Linked DNA regions of Homo sapiens: region 2 is linked to region 1. Evidence: chromatin loops called from intact Hi-C (ENCODE). Cell type or tissue: GM12878. All regions are shown on one strand. Links, peaks and the distances in the headings refer to the core of each region. The heading gives the core; the rest is flanking DNA.

The links. Peaks named below come from ENCODE experiments on the same cell type or tissue, not always from the same donor. Only the 100,000 strongest peaks of a DNase experiment are listed, where the experiment ranks them.
Region 2: it touches region 1 in a loop (10-fold over the local background); 20 of 110 quality-filtered maps call a loop at or near these places.

The regions. Positions count from the first base shown.
Region 1 is chr3:184,773,934-184,782,033 of GRCh38, forward strand. LOC105374253 (a long non-coding RNA gene) reads left to right here. Exons shown (of 4, transcript XR_924790.3): 2 at 2,043-2,105; 3 at 2,234-5,586; 4 at 6,662-6,811. Among named protein-coding and RNA genes, the nearest start is that of LINC02069, 4.8 kb to the left of the region's middle. RefSeq lists a silencer at 3,868-4,162 and an enhancer at 7,176-7,676. In GM12878, for the core only: a CTCF peak has its summit at 4,018 (motif pointing left); a DNase peak (open chromatin) is centred at 4,028.
Region 2 is chr3:184,542,820-184,549,712 of GRCh38, forward strand. It overlaps LINC01839 (long intergenic non-protein coding RNA 1839), which reads left to right. Exons shown (of 8, transcript XR_924788.3): 7 at 6,788-6,893. LINC01840 (long intergenic non-protein coding RNA 1840) reads right to left here. Exons shown (of 2, transcript NR_046593.1): 2 at 3,895-4,358. Among named protein-coding and RNA genes, the nearest start is that of LINC01840, 11 kb to the right of the region's middle. In GM12878, for the core only: a CTCF peak has its summit at 1,348 (motif pointing left); DNase peaks (open chromatin) are centred at 1,341 and 3,612.

The DNA of each region.
Region 1 (8,100 bases), core at 2,497-6,496:
AGGCCCTCCCTGCACAGGCCTTGAAGGGAGAGGAAAAATGGAACGCTAGCCTGGCTTCTTGACTTCCTTCAGGCAACGAATCCATCTTGAAGGCCCACTGTGTGCCAGGCGGGGATCCAGGAGCTGGGGAAGCAGACGCGGCCCCTGTCCTCATGGCACCTCTTCCGTGCGGTGCTCCACTCTCTCCCCCACGAAAGGTAGACACGGAACAGGAAAGGGAAAAGAGTGGAGGCCGCCAGGAGGAAGATCTGCAGACCGGAAGGACCTCAGCTAAGAGGAAATGAAGGCCAGGCGCAGTGGCTCAGGCCTGTAATCCCAGCACTTGGGGAGGCGGAGATGGGCAGATCACTCGAGGTCAGGAGTTCGAGACCACCCTGGCCAATACGGTGAAACACTGTCTCTACTAAAAATACAAAAATTAGCTGGGCATGGTGGCGGGCGCCTGTAGGCCCAGCTACTCGGGAGGCTGAGGCAGGAGAATGGCTTGAACCCAGGAGGCGGAGGTTGCTGTGAGGCAAGATGGCGCCACTGCACTCCAGCCTGGGCGACAGAGCGAGAGTCCATCTCAAAAAAAAAAAAAAAAAAAAAAAAGGAGGAAGCAAAATAGAAAAACAGGATCTGAATGATTTGGGAGCCAAAAGGACACTGTACGTCCCCGGCTTTCTGATCACGGCTCACTGCAGCCTCAAACTCCTGGGCTCAAAGTGATCCTCCTGCCTCAGCTCCCAAGGGGCTAGGACTACAGGTGTGTACTACCAAGTCTGATTAGTATTATTATTTTTTCTATTCTTTTTTTTTTTTTTTTTTTTTTTTTTTTTGTAGAGACAGGGTCTTGCTATGTTGACCAGGCTGGTCTCAAACTCCTGGCCTCAAGAAATTCTCCCGTCTTGGCCTCCCAAAGTGCTGGGATTACAGGCATGAGCCATCATGTCTGACCACTTATGCCCTTCCAGAAAAAAAAAAAAATTCCCCTCAATTTTCTTAAGCTGCTTGACATTCTGCTGTCATTCCAGAGCCATCCTGGCAGGAAAGCTTTCTGTTCTTTAAGAGTTGCCTCTGAAAATGCAATATTCCCACCCCCACCATCAAAGGGCTGCTGCTTAAATTACATCCCCTAAATCCTTAGTAGGAATGCAGTCTTCTGAGAAACCGGGCCAAGAACTGGGGACCAGGGGAAACTCCAGAGGACATAGATGAGCCCCACATGCTTTCCCACCCCTGCCTGGGCTGCGCCCCAGTGGGAATTGTGCTGTGAGTGTCCTGTGGCCATTGTTAGCCACTCAGAAGTGGGATGGGGTGGAAGACCTTCCCACACAGGAAGGCGGGGCCGTGTCTCTTGCTGTCTACTGTATCCTCAGCACCTGGTGTTGAGACTGGCACCTAGTAGCTGTTCAATAAATGTTTACTGAATGACTGGAAGAAGGGTGCCTTTCTCTAGCCATTTCCTCACCCAAGGTGGCCTTTGACTATTCTAGAAGGGGCAGAAGGGAGGAGGAAAAAAACTCCTCTCCTCTCTGCTGAAGGCTTGCTCTGCCCCAGGCTCTCTGCTGTGGCCTTGTGAGGCGGGCACATGCATGTCCTCCCATCTCTTCTATGGCACTTACTCCTGCCTCTGGCTCTGCCCACTGCCTCCTCTCCCCTCACCGTCTCCTCTGACCTCCTCACCTGGCCTCTTTCCCCACAACACCACTGAAACCACTCTGACGAAGGGCAGGGGTGATGTCCTGATGAAGCTGCTGGGAAACCCATTTTAGTCCTTACTGGTGGTGTTGGACCCTGTTGAATCCTTCTTTGTTCTTGCACCTCCTTCTTTCCTTGATACTATCCTCCCCTCATTCCCTGCACCTTCTGACCTTGGCTCATCTGTCCCCAAATCTACATTTCTTGCCTAAAAATTACTCTTAAGCATCAGACCCTCTACATCCGATGATTTTCACCTGGAGGTCCCAGAGGCAATGCATCCATGACCAAACTCAGCACCTTCCATCAGCTGTTTAATTATAATATCTGATTTTCTTCTCCTTCTCCTTCTTCTCCACTAGACTATGAGCAATCTGATGCTAGTCCCGATGTCTTGGTTATCTCTTGTGTATCCAGCACCCAAGGTAAGCTCCTGGCATATGGCGGGCATCCAGGAATGTTGAAAAATGACCCGTACAACTTAGAAGATGCAGCCTCTACAGATCAGTTTCCTCGTTTTTCCCTGAAACTGCTCTCATCTGTTTCCCCGCAGGGAAGGAGCATCCCATGGCTACAACTCTCAAGCATCGAAATGGAACCTGTGAGAGTTCTTCACCCCACAGGGAACTCCTTCCACCAAACTTAGGGGAGCGAGAAAGGGGTTGTAAGGACTTGCCTTTGTATCTCCCCAGCCCCTGCACAGGGCTGGATTTGCATATGTTAATATGGAGAACTGCAACTATTTAATGAGAAGCAGTGGGCCACGTGGGTGAGCAGAATTCCTTAGAGTATTTTTTTCAGATGTCTTAATTCACTCTCTCTTTGTTGTATTTCAGCAGATCCAGGTATTTGCACTGAGTTGGTCCTGGTCCCCACTCCTGTCCCCCAAATCTCTGAAACCACAGATCTCATTAGATGCCAGGCTCAGCCTTGTGTTTGGAGGGTGATGGTGGGCGGAGTGCTCTGCCTACCTGGAAGCAATGCCAGGATGGCTGGAGGTAGCCTACTCCAGGCCAAGGAGCCCCAGCCCAGAGGTTGGGCGGGGACGTGCCTGAGGGGGGTGGGGAGGAAAGGATAGAATTCCAAAGAGGAGAACCCTAGATGGAGAGAGCCCTCTGGGCTTTCAGCCCTTCATCTGGGTTCCACTAAAAACACATTTTGCGTGTTTCTGTTGTTCTTAAGTCTGGGTTTATTTCAAGGGGAAAGTTATAAAGAGACATCTCTCCCTTTATTTCAACAGCAGCTTGTGCTTGGGTAGATTCTCATTTGTCTTGTCTGTCCTGCCTGGAGGTAAAAGGAGTAGGTTGGGGTGGGGGTCCCAAGAGGCCCCAGGAGACCAAGGCCTCAGGCTGTGCTTGCCTCCAGTGTGTTAGACCAGTAGGTCTGTCACAGGTTCTGACCTTCCAGCTGATAGCAACACACACCGCCAGATGAGAGACTTGGGGGGTTGAGAATGAAAGGAAGGGACTTGGGGAAGCACAGAACAAGGAGAGGCCTGGTGAGGTGGCCCCACCTGGGAAACATCCACAGACAGACAGGCAAGTGACCATCCCCATGGCTGTTTGAGAGCCTTCCTCTCTGAACCCAGGGCAGCATCTGTCAGGTAGCCACCCAAGTGAGGCAGGGTTTTGCCCAGGTCGGAAGCCAGAGGTAGCATCCAGTCTCCCTAAGAATTCAGGTCCCAATCCAGTCTGAGAATCCCGAAGAGGACCCAGAGCCCTTGAATCAGTCCATACCTCAGAGACACAAAGAAGAAATGTCAGCGCTTGAAAGGCCCTTAGCCGTGTAACCCACTGCCCTCATTTCACAGATGAGGAAACAGGCCCAGGGAGGGAAAGCTCCTTGCCTAGGGCACACAGTGGGTCAGCGATGGGCTGGTCCTGCAGCCCGGGCCTCAGTGTTCTCTGCACTTTTCTACTTTTCCACCCTGCTGCTTACAAGGGTAGGCAAATGGCCACGTCTCCACGGAGGGATCCAAGGGTGCTAATAAACATGCCCACTCATGGACTCACACGCATACGTGCACAGAACGTGTACACTGGCCCTCGGATCCCATCAGCTGAGCTTGCCAGGGCTCCCCCAGATATAACCTGGGTCTCTCCTCCAGGGTCATCTTGGGCATTCAGGCTCCAGGCAGATGTAGGACTCAGGACACCATGGTGGATGGTCCTGTCTGCACAGAGCTGGTGCCAGACACAAAGAGAACTTGAGGCCCAGCACCCAGGCCCTGGCCTTCACCCACCAGCGAGAAATTCTTGCAGAGCCCTCTCTTGCTCTGAGACGGGCCTCTGCAATGACTCAAGTCGACTTGCTTAAGAAGGACTTGATTGCCACCTGGTGGCCATATCTGACATCTCACCCCAGTATCACAGTCCATTCATTTATCAAAGATGTATTGAGCCCCTGCTGTGAGCCAGGGAAGAAATATTTACTCTTGTTGAATGAATGAACATCCCCTACCCCCAAGAAGAGGTCAGTCCACTGTAGAAGACTGATATGCAAAGCAACAGTTACAATACAGGCTGATTAGTGTAATTATAGAGGTGAGCTTAGGATACAATGGAAGCTAAAATAAAAGGGAGGGGGAGTGGGAGAGGGTGTTAGTCCAGCTTCTATGTAAGGAGCCTAAGGAAGATTCCACCAGGGGCGTGGGTTGACATGCTTCCCGGGGTATGCATAAGCAATCAATAATTACATTCATTTGTCTAAGAGTTTTCATTTTACCAAAAGATTGCACTTGCATTTCCCAGTTCATCCTCCCAGTAGCGCCATGAAGTGTGTATAATTGTCCCCATTTTACAAAGGAGGACACTGAGGCTTGGAGGAGGTAAGTGATTTGCTCCATGTCACTGTCTGGTATTTGATGACTATAATTCCCAAACTACTCCCAACTGAATCAGACTCCCACGGGGAGGCGGGTGCACCAGGCGAGGGTTACAGATGGAGGTCGACTGCCTCTGCCACAGGAGAGTTGGCAAGTTGGGGGTTTGGATGGATAAGCAGCTCTCTCCCATCTCCCAGACAGTGGAGCACAGTTGAGCTCTGGAAGCAGCACAGTGATGCGTGGTGAGCCTCAGCCGGCGCAAATGCAAGCTGGAGGGTCCTGGGTTCAGTGGCTATGTCACAGCCTCATCACAGACCTGAAAATGGTGGGCATGAGAGGCAGACGTGTAATTTCCTCTTTACTACCGCCAGTCATGTGATTACAGCCGAGCTCAGGAGGGCCGGGTGAGCATTGCAGAAAGGCTGTAGCTAGATAGGATCCCTAGAGCCAGAGCAGGGTTGGGGAGTGCAACTCTAGGAAAAGCTTCATTTTCCACACCCACTCCACTCCCAAACATAAGCTGAAGGTCCCAGTGAACTCCGTTAAAGAAGAATGAAAAGTCTGATGCAGCTATTTAAAAACAGGCAGGCGTCAAGTGGCCAATGGCAGTCGAGTGCAGCCGGGGCAGCGCTCGGGAAAATCATCCACCACCGTCAGCCCTGGAGAGGCAGACCTGGGGTTCCCCGCAGAAGCGGGTGCGGGTCCATGTAGGCTACCCCGTCATCTTTGTGCCACGGAGCTAGTTCATCACGGGGCCTTGCTGATTCCTTCCCCAGCACGCCTCAACAATCCCGCTGCTCTCCTGAGACCCAAGCCCTTTCACTCTTTGCTTAGAAGTCCAGCTTTGTTTCCAAACTGTTTTCCCTTTCTCTTCTCCCTACAGCCTCCCTTGACAGGGCAGCTTTAGTGTCCGTGCTTCCCAGAACCAGTGCTGCATGCTCACCTGCTGGACTCCCCCAGGATGTATAGACATCTCATAAGAGTGGGGGCTGCCTCTGGGAAGGGACTGGAAAAAGGCTAAGGGGAAGGAGCTCGGGGGCTGGCAAGCCCGGATGCGACAAAGCACCGAGGTGGGCTTGAATGTGAGTGGCTGTGGTGGGTAGACAGGTGGGCTACTGTGCACGGGAAGTTTAGGTGAGGGAGGATGTTAAGACTCTCCTGGGCTGGGTGCGGTGGCTTCACGCCTGCAATCCCAGCTCTTTGGGAGTCCAAGGCAGGCAGATCACTTGAGCCCAGGAGTTTGAGACCAGCCCAGGCAACATGGTGAAACCTGTCTCTACAAAAAAAGTACAAAAAATTAACTGGGCATGGTGGTGCCTGCCTGTAGTCCCAGCCACTTGGGGTGGGTGGGTGGGGTGCTGAGGTGGGAGGATTGCTTGAGCCCAGGAGGTCAAGTCTGCAGGGAGTGGAGATCACACCACAGCACTCCAGCCTGGGCAACAGAGTGAGACCCTGTCTGTGAGGCTCGGACTTAATCCCGCTGAATCCTCAGTGCGGTCCTCTAAAGCCATGGAATTGAGAGAGGTAAAGTAACAAGCCCACGGTCACAAACCTAGTAACAGTGCGAAGATTCCAACCCAGGCCTCTGATGCCATGTGGTGTTTTCGCAAGAGCATCTTTTGACTTTGCTAATTTCTGGACATCATGTGGAGCCTTCTATGAAAGAGTCAAATATTTGGGAAGGCAAACATCAAAGGGAGTTAGTGCAGGTATTTTATGTAAGCGGATCGCCCTGCGGTGGTGTCTGATTTTCCTGCCAGCCCTGCCCTCTCCCAGGACACACGTTCTCTGCCATGCATTCGCTTCTGTCAGTGCTCTCTGGAACTGCATTTTCCAGGACTCCGTTACTCCCCAAGCATACAAATGCCTCTCCTTCATTTTTTTCCCATTAAGCAGATTTAAAGAATGAACTCAGAATCTTGGCCACCATTAATTTCACAGCTTACAATTATTTGCATCTCCCCCGCTTTTTTTTTGTTTTTTTTTTTCTTTGCTTGAGTCATTTTAAAAAGCCCTTATGATTTCCTTTAATCCTTTTGGTAGAGCAATTCCATTCTCTTCTCTCTTAACCTCCTCTCTCCGGAACGCCCCCCCTCCGCCTGAAAGCTTTAAATAATGCAGCAAATTCTTGTTTCGTTTCCTTTTCTCTGTTTCCAGATGGATTTTTCTCCCCAGAACATCCCTGGGAATCATTTCTGTCAGATGCTTCACTGGATGTCCCTTGGTCTTTACAGCCATCTATCCTCCTTCTCCAACCCCCACCTCGAATTGCAACTTGCTATTTTAATTATAGTTTCTCTTGCCACACTTGGGTTGTTTTTTTTTTCTCTTCTCAGTCTTCTACCTCGCTTAGATTTTAATCCCTTCTTCCAGTGCAGAAAATTCATTAAGATTTCTAGATTCCTCCCAATTTGCTTCCTTGATGTTGAATAATTCTTAGTCTATGTATGATGCTGATTGTTCAGATGTTGAATTAAGTTGCTAAGCAGTGGGGCCAGGAGGCCCTGTCCAAGTGCAGACTGAACCCCACTCCGGAGTGGAGCTGGGGTGTCCCTGGGTCATCTGGTCCCTGCAGTCCTGAAGCTGGCCCTCTCTAAGACCAGACCTCGGCCCCAGTGCAACCAGCCACCTGTGCCTGCCTCCCTGGCCACCCGATGAGAGGTCCTGGGATTGTTTGTCTTCGGTTCCATGGATTGATCCTTGCAGGCTGGGCCAGGCTGGCCCTGACCATAAGCCACCTGGGTCACCTGCAGCTGTTTCCCAGGTGCCTGCTAGGCCTGCAGGCTGGGGCTGCAGTTGGAAATGGGTCTGGGCAGGAAGTGAAGGGGGAAGTAACCTGTGTGGCTGGGGAGTCAATGAGGCCATCGTGTGAGGGGAGGACTGGAACGCAGTTCTATGATGCATTCCAGGGATAAAGGCTGAGTTACTCACCACAGAGAGGAATCGCTGAAAGCTGCCACCCATCCTGTTTGGGCTCACAAACCTGTCCCTGTTCTGTCCTTTGGATAGATATATAGGTCACTACTGGTGAAGGTCATTTACTGTGGGAGCATGTCAACATCAACCTTGAGCCTGGCTCAATTAGAAACATGGGGTGCTCTGAAGTGGCCTAAAAGTCCCTGGGAAAGGGTGATCCATTTACAGCTGCTTAACCTGGGGCAGGTCACCTCACCCCTCTGAACCTCAGGGCTGATATGAGACAACGTGCATGAAAGGTCACTACGTGGGCAACGCTGATATTATGATGCAGGTGAGGAGACGCAAGAGGCGGCATTCATTCCTTCATTCATTGCTACCTTGTTGTTAGAGATTTAAGGCAAGAGACACAACTGGAAAATGGACAAAGGAAAAATGATTTTGAGGATCTAGAGGATAAGATAAGGTCTGAGATTGTCTCAAGTGGGAATAAAGGAAGTAGAAGGGAGGGTGGCCCTGTAAAGTCAGGCGACCTCTACCTCAAGGTGAGGAGGAGAATGCAGCGGAGGAGGCCCTAGAGGACCTGGTACAGGATCAGTTGGAGAAGTGGGAGGGGCAGAGGGCTGCACATTCCTAATGAGCTTGCCCGCTAATCCCAGAGGGTTGCTGCACTGGGAAAG
Region 2 (6,893 bases), core at 1,304-5,303, 230 kb before region 1:
GAGGAAGAAAGAAAATGAAGTTGCTCTTTGTTAGATGCTCTTGTGTCGTTTAGGGTCTTTTTCTGTATACATTGCCCCAACTAACTGTGAGTTCCTTCGGGGCAGAGTTAGAATCCCAGCTCCTCCACCTACTAGCTATGTGATCCTGGGCAAGCCACTTCACTTCTCTGAGCCTTGGTGTCCTCCTCTGTAAAATGGGGATAATTTTTTTTTTTTTTTTTTTTTTTTTGGAGATGGAGTCTCACTCTGTCACCCAGGCTGGAGTGTAGTGATGTGATCTCAGCTCACTGTAACCTCCGCCTCCCAGGTTCAAGCGATTCTCCTGCCTCAGCCTCCCAAGAAACTGCAATTACAGGCGCGCACCACCACACCTGGCTAATTTTTGTATTTTTGGTAGAAACGGGGTTTCACCACGTTGGTCAGGCTGGTCTTGAACTCCTGACCTCGTGATCTGCCCACCTTGGCCTCCCAAAGTGCTGGTATTACAGGCATGAGCCACCATGCCCAGCCCCAAATGGGGATAATATTTTAGCCCACAGCACAGTGGTCTGTGAGCATTAAGAGAAGGAAAGCACCCCTCCCCACCAGCACAGTGTCTGCACCCAATCAGCACTCCTTAAACGCTGGCTAGCATTCTCCTCCCCTGTGACCCTCTGGCAAAAGATTCCCCACCCCAACCTCAGCGCCCAGCAAATCTGTGCTAATGTGCGAGTGGGTATCGATGAGTTCATATAACCCTTGGGTAGCATGTGGTTAACATGTGTGCGTTTTAATAGGGCTATTTTACAGCAACTCTAATGATGTGTGGATTGTCTGGGGGCCATGGGGGTTGTTTTCTCAAGCTATAAACTCACCGATGCTCTGCTCCACATTCTCCTCAGAGTCTCTACCCTACCTCCTCTGTGGCCCAGGGTCTGCCCACAGCTGGCCCCTCACAGGTGCCCAGGGCTGCAGGGTGTGTGTATGTGGCTTGTGTGGTGTGTGTATGTGTGTGTGTGTGTGTTGTTTGTGTGGTGTGAGTGTGGGTGTTGCTCATATGTGTGTTGTCTACTTGGTGTATGTATGTGTTGTGTGGTTGTACGTATGCGTGTGTCCTATAATTAAAGTCCCCAGAAGCAGGGCACCCTGCCTGGGTGCCACCTTCTCACCCCTCTCCAGGGGCTCTGAGCACCCCCCCACCCCCGCGACGTGGCAGTGGGCAGCACCTGTGCCCTGATCTTTGCATCTCAGCCTCTCGCCCAGGGCTTTGTGCTAACGGGTGCTCAATACGGTAGTGCTTTGCTAATTGGGAAAAAGCGGTCGCGGGATGTTCTTTCCAGGGCAGTGCTGCAGTGCCCTCTGGTGGATTTTCTCTGAACTTCTCTAGGTTTGAGGTTCCGCTTGTCCTTGACAGGTAAGCCGGCCCTGAGAATCCAACCGCCTGGCCTTCTTCGCTTTTGGTCAGCCCTCCGCCTTGCAGAGAGTGGGGCTCAGTGGGAGCTGAGGCTGTGTGAGGGTGAGGCTGGGGTCAGGCTGGGGAGGAGACTGATGTTGGGAGTCCGGAGGTACAGTTATTCCTGTACCTCTAGCAATAAGAACTGTGAGGTGGAAATGCCCATTTCAGTGATGGTGGAGAGAAACCAATGGAACCTGAATATAGGCAGCGACCCCTTAGGAAGCATCTCCTCCTCCTCTTCCTCCTCCCCCTCCTCCTCCTCCTCCCCCTCCTCCTCCTCCCCCTCCTCCCCCTCCTCCTCCTCCTTCTCCCCCTCCTACTCCTCCCCCTCCTACTCCTCCTCCTCCCCCTCCTACTCCTCCTCCCCTCCTCCTCCTTCTCCCCCTCCTCCTCCTCCCCCTCCTACTCCTCCTCCTCCCCCTCCTCCTCCTTCTCCTCCTCCTTCTCCCCCTCCTGCTCCTCCCCCTCCTACTCCTCTTCCTCCTACTCCTCCTGTTCCCCCCTCCTCCCTCTCCTCCTCCTCCCCCCTCCTCCTCCTCTCCCCTTCCTCCTCCTCCTCTGCTTCTCTTCCTCCTCCCCCTCCTCCTCCTCTCCCCTTCCTCCTCCTCCTCTGCTTTCTCTTCTTTTCAGGCAGAAATGCCTCCACAGATTCCCTTATTATCCATGTAGAAAGGGAAGAAAGACATGAATGCTTGTATGTCAGATATGTTACAAGTAACTTGTTTAAAAGGGGAAAAGAAAATAGGGGAAGAGATAAGAAACAAGACAATAAATCTAGAAAATCAGGAATGAGAATAAAGATAACAACCAGAAAAGCAACAACAACGCAGAGATAGAAATCAAAACAAAAGCGATCTCAGTAATCATGAATAGATTAAATTATCCATCCTCTGCATACGAAAATACGAATATTTTAAATTTAGCTATTTCTTGTTAATAAAGATGACACATAAGGCCAAGATTCTCTTATACTAGGCAAATACTAGCATATGCACATCCAATCCATCAGCAAGTCTTGCTGGCTCTGTACCCAAAACACATCCCAAATCCATCTTCCCTGCTAGCACCACTGCCCAAGCTACCATCATCTCTTGTTTGAATGATTCCAGGAGCTTCCCAACCCATCGGCTGGGTTCTCCTGTTACTCCCCTGTAATCCAGATTCCACACAGTAACACAGTGGGTTTCTTTTCTTTTCTTTTTCCTTTTTTGAGACAGAGTCTTGCTCTTGTTGCCCAGGCTGAAGTGCAATGGTGCAATCTCAGCTCACTGCAACCCCCGCCTCCTGGGTTCAAGCGATTCTCCTGCCTCAGCCTCCCAAGTAGCTGGGATTACAGGTGCCCGCCACCACACCCAGATAATTTTTTGTATTTAGTAGAGACGGTGTTTCACCATGTTGGCCAAGCTGGTCTCGAACACCTGACCTCAGGTGATCCACCCGCCTCAGCCTCTCAAAGTGCTGGGATTACAGGTAGGAGCCACCGCACCTGGCCCACAGTGTTCTTTTGAAATCAGAAATCAAATCACGTTGCCATCCCTGCCCCCTGGTTTAATGATACTTCATGTGGCCCCCATTTCACTTGACATAAAATCCAAAGTCCTTTCTGCAGCCTATGCAACCCTATGAGTGGGATGAAGGAATGATGCCACTCCAGAGGGCAGAACCAGGGCCAAATGACAGGAGTTGCAGAGCATGAACCTTGACCCAAGAAAGGAGGAATTTTCTAGTCATCAGAGCTGTCCAAGCTGACTTCGCGATGTGGAATAAGGTCCCCACTACAGAGAGGATGGAGCTGCAGCTGAGGGGATTTCTGCACAGGGTTGGCTGGAGGCTGAAGTAGATTTCCCTGTTGCTTTCCTGTAGGAGACTCTGTGCCTCTAGGAATAAGAACTGTGAGGTGGAAATGCTCACTTTGGTGATGGTGGAGAGAAACAAATAGAATCTGAACATAGGCAGTAGTCCCTTAGGAAGCATCAGCTTCTGCTTCTTCTTGATTACTTCTTCCAGTGGGGAGCTCAATACATGGTGGGCAGCCCTTCCTTTCGGTCAACACTTCATGTATTGGGCAGGCCAAGTCTGTCTGCCTCCCCGAAACTTCCTCATCTCAGTCTCAGTTCCTCTCTCTTGCAGAGTTCTAAGCACTCTTCCAAAAGTGTGCCAGAGATTGTGCTGCATGTTGGGGACATAAAGATGAAAAACGTGAACTCTGCTGTCAGGAAGTTCACAGACTAGAGGGAGCTGGCTCATTCATAGCAGGAGCGCCACGAGGACAACGGGGTATTGCAAAGGGCAGAGCATGCAGGAACTGGAGTGTAGGAGAGCTCAGCCCTGGCTGGGCATCAGCATTACCCAGGGAGGTCTGAAAACTCCCACACCCACGGGGTCAGAGTATCCAGAGATTGTGAGGGCAGGGCCCAGGCTTTGGGGTTTCTTTTTTCTTTGTTTTTTGTTGTTGTTGTTGTTTGTTTGTTTGTTTTTTGTTTTGAGACAGAGTCTCGCTCTGTTCCCCAGGCTGGAGTGCAGTGGCACAATCTCGGCTCACAGCAAGCTCCGTCCGCCTCCTGGGTTCACGCCATTCTCCTGCCTCAGCCTCCTGAGTAGCTGAGACTACAGGCGCCCGCCACCACGCCTGGCTAATTTTTTGTATTTTTAGTAGAGACGGGTTTCACCGTGTTAGCCAGCATGGTCTCGATCTCCTGACCTCGTGATCTGCCTGCCTTGGCCTCCCAAAGTGCTGGGATTACAGGCGTGAGCCACCGCGCCCGGCGGCTTTGGTGTTTCTTAAAGATTCCCAGGTAGTTAGGTGACTACAGTCATGGGCCCCTGGCTTAGTTGGGAAGTGCTTCATCTCTGAGACACCAGGATTCGAATCCCCAGTTTTGCCGCTTAACAGCTTGGTGGCCATGGATCTGCCTCTCTAGTCCTGTGAATGAGCAGGAGAAAAAAGAAGGAGGGAGTGAGAGAAAGGGAAACAAGGAGAAATAGTTTGAGCAGTGCACCTGGCCATAAAACACCAGGGCGGGGCTGGGGGTGTCTTTGCAAATGGTCACGTCACACCAGGCCTAGCTGCACCCCAGTACACCAGGCCACCAGTACAGCTGTGGCACCCGCTCAGTCGTCTTCCTTTGCGGAGCACCTGCTGTCAGGGTTTATTGCAGAAGGAGCCAAGATCACACCTTTATGTAGGCAACAAAATAAATCCTTACAAAACATGAAAGGATTTTTACAGCCACCCTATGAAATGGGAACTGAGTACCCCCATTACAGAGAAGGAAACGGTTACATAGTCTATCTAAGGCCATGTGAAATGAAGGACTGGACTGGAACTAGAATGCAGACCTAGCTCATACAAAAGCCTGGAATGAGTCTTGCATATCCACTGCCCAAGTGAAAAAGGAAACTATTGGCCGGGCACTGTGGCTCATGCCTGTAATCCCAGCACTCTGGGAGGCCAAGGTGGGCGGATCACCTGAGGTCAGGAGTTCAAGACCAGCCGGCCATGATGAAACCCTGTCTCTACTAAAAATACAAAAAATTAGCTAGGCGTGGTGGTGCATGCCTGTAATCCCAGCTACTGGGGAGGCTGAGGCAAGAGAATCGCTTGAACCTGGGAGGTGAAGGTTGCAGTGAGCCGAGATTGCGCCATTGCACTCCAGCCTGGGCAACAAGAACAAAACTCCATCTCAAAAAAAAAAAAAAAGAAAAAAGGAAAAGGAAATTATTAGAGTATAGCTGTCTGTATTCCCCCCTGATCCTCTTCACCTCTCTCCCCTCCAACCACTGTCCTGAATTTGTGTTGATCATTTTCATCTATGTCTATATACCTTTGCCATACATGCAAGATTCCATACCCAGTACGTTGCATCTGATGGCATGTTTTTCAGCCTTGTAGAGACAGCATCATGGGAAAGAAATCCTCCTCCTGCATCTTGTTTTTGTCTCTTAAAATTGTCTGTGACGTTTATCCATGTGAATACATATATCTCTAATTTGTGTATTGTTACTGCTTTTCAAAATCCATGACTCTGCTGATGAAGTTTCAGGTTGTTTCCCGTTTTTTTTTTTTGAGACAGAGTCTTGCTCTCTCCCAGGCTGGGGTGCAGTGGTGCAATCTCGGCTCACTGCAAGCTCCGCCTCTGGGGTTCACGCCATTCTCCTGCCTCAGCCTCCCAAGTAGCTGGGACTACAGGCGCCCGCCACCGCGTCCGGCTAATTTTTTGTATTTTCAGTAGAGACGGGGTTTCACCGTGTTGGCCAGGATGGTCTCGATCTCCTGACCTCGTGATCCGCCCGCCTCGGCCTCCCAAAGTGCTGGGATTACAGGCATGAGCCACCGCGTCCGGCCTTGCTTCCCGTTTTTTACTGTTATAGATAATGCTGCTACAACGATTTTTGTTCTGATATCCTGCACATGTGTGAGACTTTCCCAAGGGTGTACACCCGGGGTGGTTACTGGGCTGAGGGTATGGTGCTTTTCCCGTCTGTCATGCAGGTTACCCTCATGCCAGCGTGTGCCAGTTTCTGTTGCTCTGTGCCCTCACTCACACTTAGTATAGCCACATTTCACATGTACAAGCCTACATTCTTTTTTTTTTTTTTTTTTGAGACAGAGTCTTGCTCTGTCTCCCAGGCTGGAGTGCAGTGGTACGGTCTCGGCTCACTGCAACCTCTGTCTCCTGGGTTCAAACAATTCTCCTGCCTCAGCCTCCAGAGTAGCTGGGATTACAGGTGCCCGCCACCATGCCCTGCTAATTTTTGTATTTTTTTTTTTTTAGTAGAGATGGGATTTCACCATGTTGGCCAGGCCGGTCTCAAACTCCTGATCTCAGGTGATCCGTCTGCCTCGGCCTCCCAAAGTGCTGGGATTACAGGCATGAGCCACTGCACCCAGCCACAAGCCTATATTCTTTATACAGTCCCTAACAACCTTTTGGGAGAATAGTTGCACAGAGAACTACAGCTAGACCATGTTCTTGGCTGTGACATCCTCGGCAAAGCCTGGATGGAGGTCACTGAGGCAAAGCTGAGCCAATATTGATTCAGAACATCCTGTTGCAAAACATGGAGTGAAAGACATGAAGCAAAAGAGGCCTTTGGAAAGGTTTCTTGGCCATCTCCACCAACAATCTGCCTCAAGGCATCATCCTTTCGTCTTGACCTTTTGTTTAAAGGACTAAGTAGGGAGCCCAAACTCCTAGATTTGCCCAAGGTGGTCCCAATTCAGGCCAGTTGTCCCAGTGTAATTATTAATAGCACCACCTTTGACTCTTCAAGGTGTTCAGGCTTGAAAGATAATTTATATGGCCACCTACTGTAGGAGGGTGGGAATTCACATCAATTTCCTATCCACAGATACTCTGCTGTGGCCAACGTGGGGAAGACTGAATGATGGAGAGCCTGTTATACAAACCACAGGGGAACACTTGCCATTGTTTCTGCTATTGTCCCACAGTTGTTT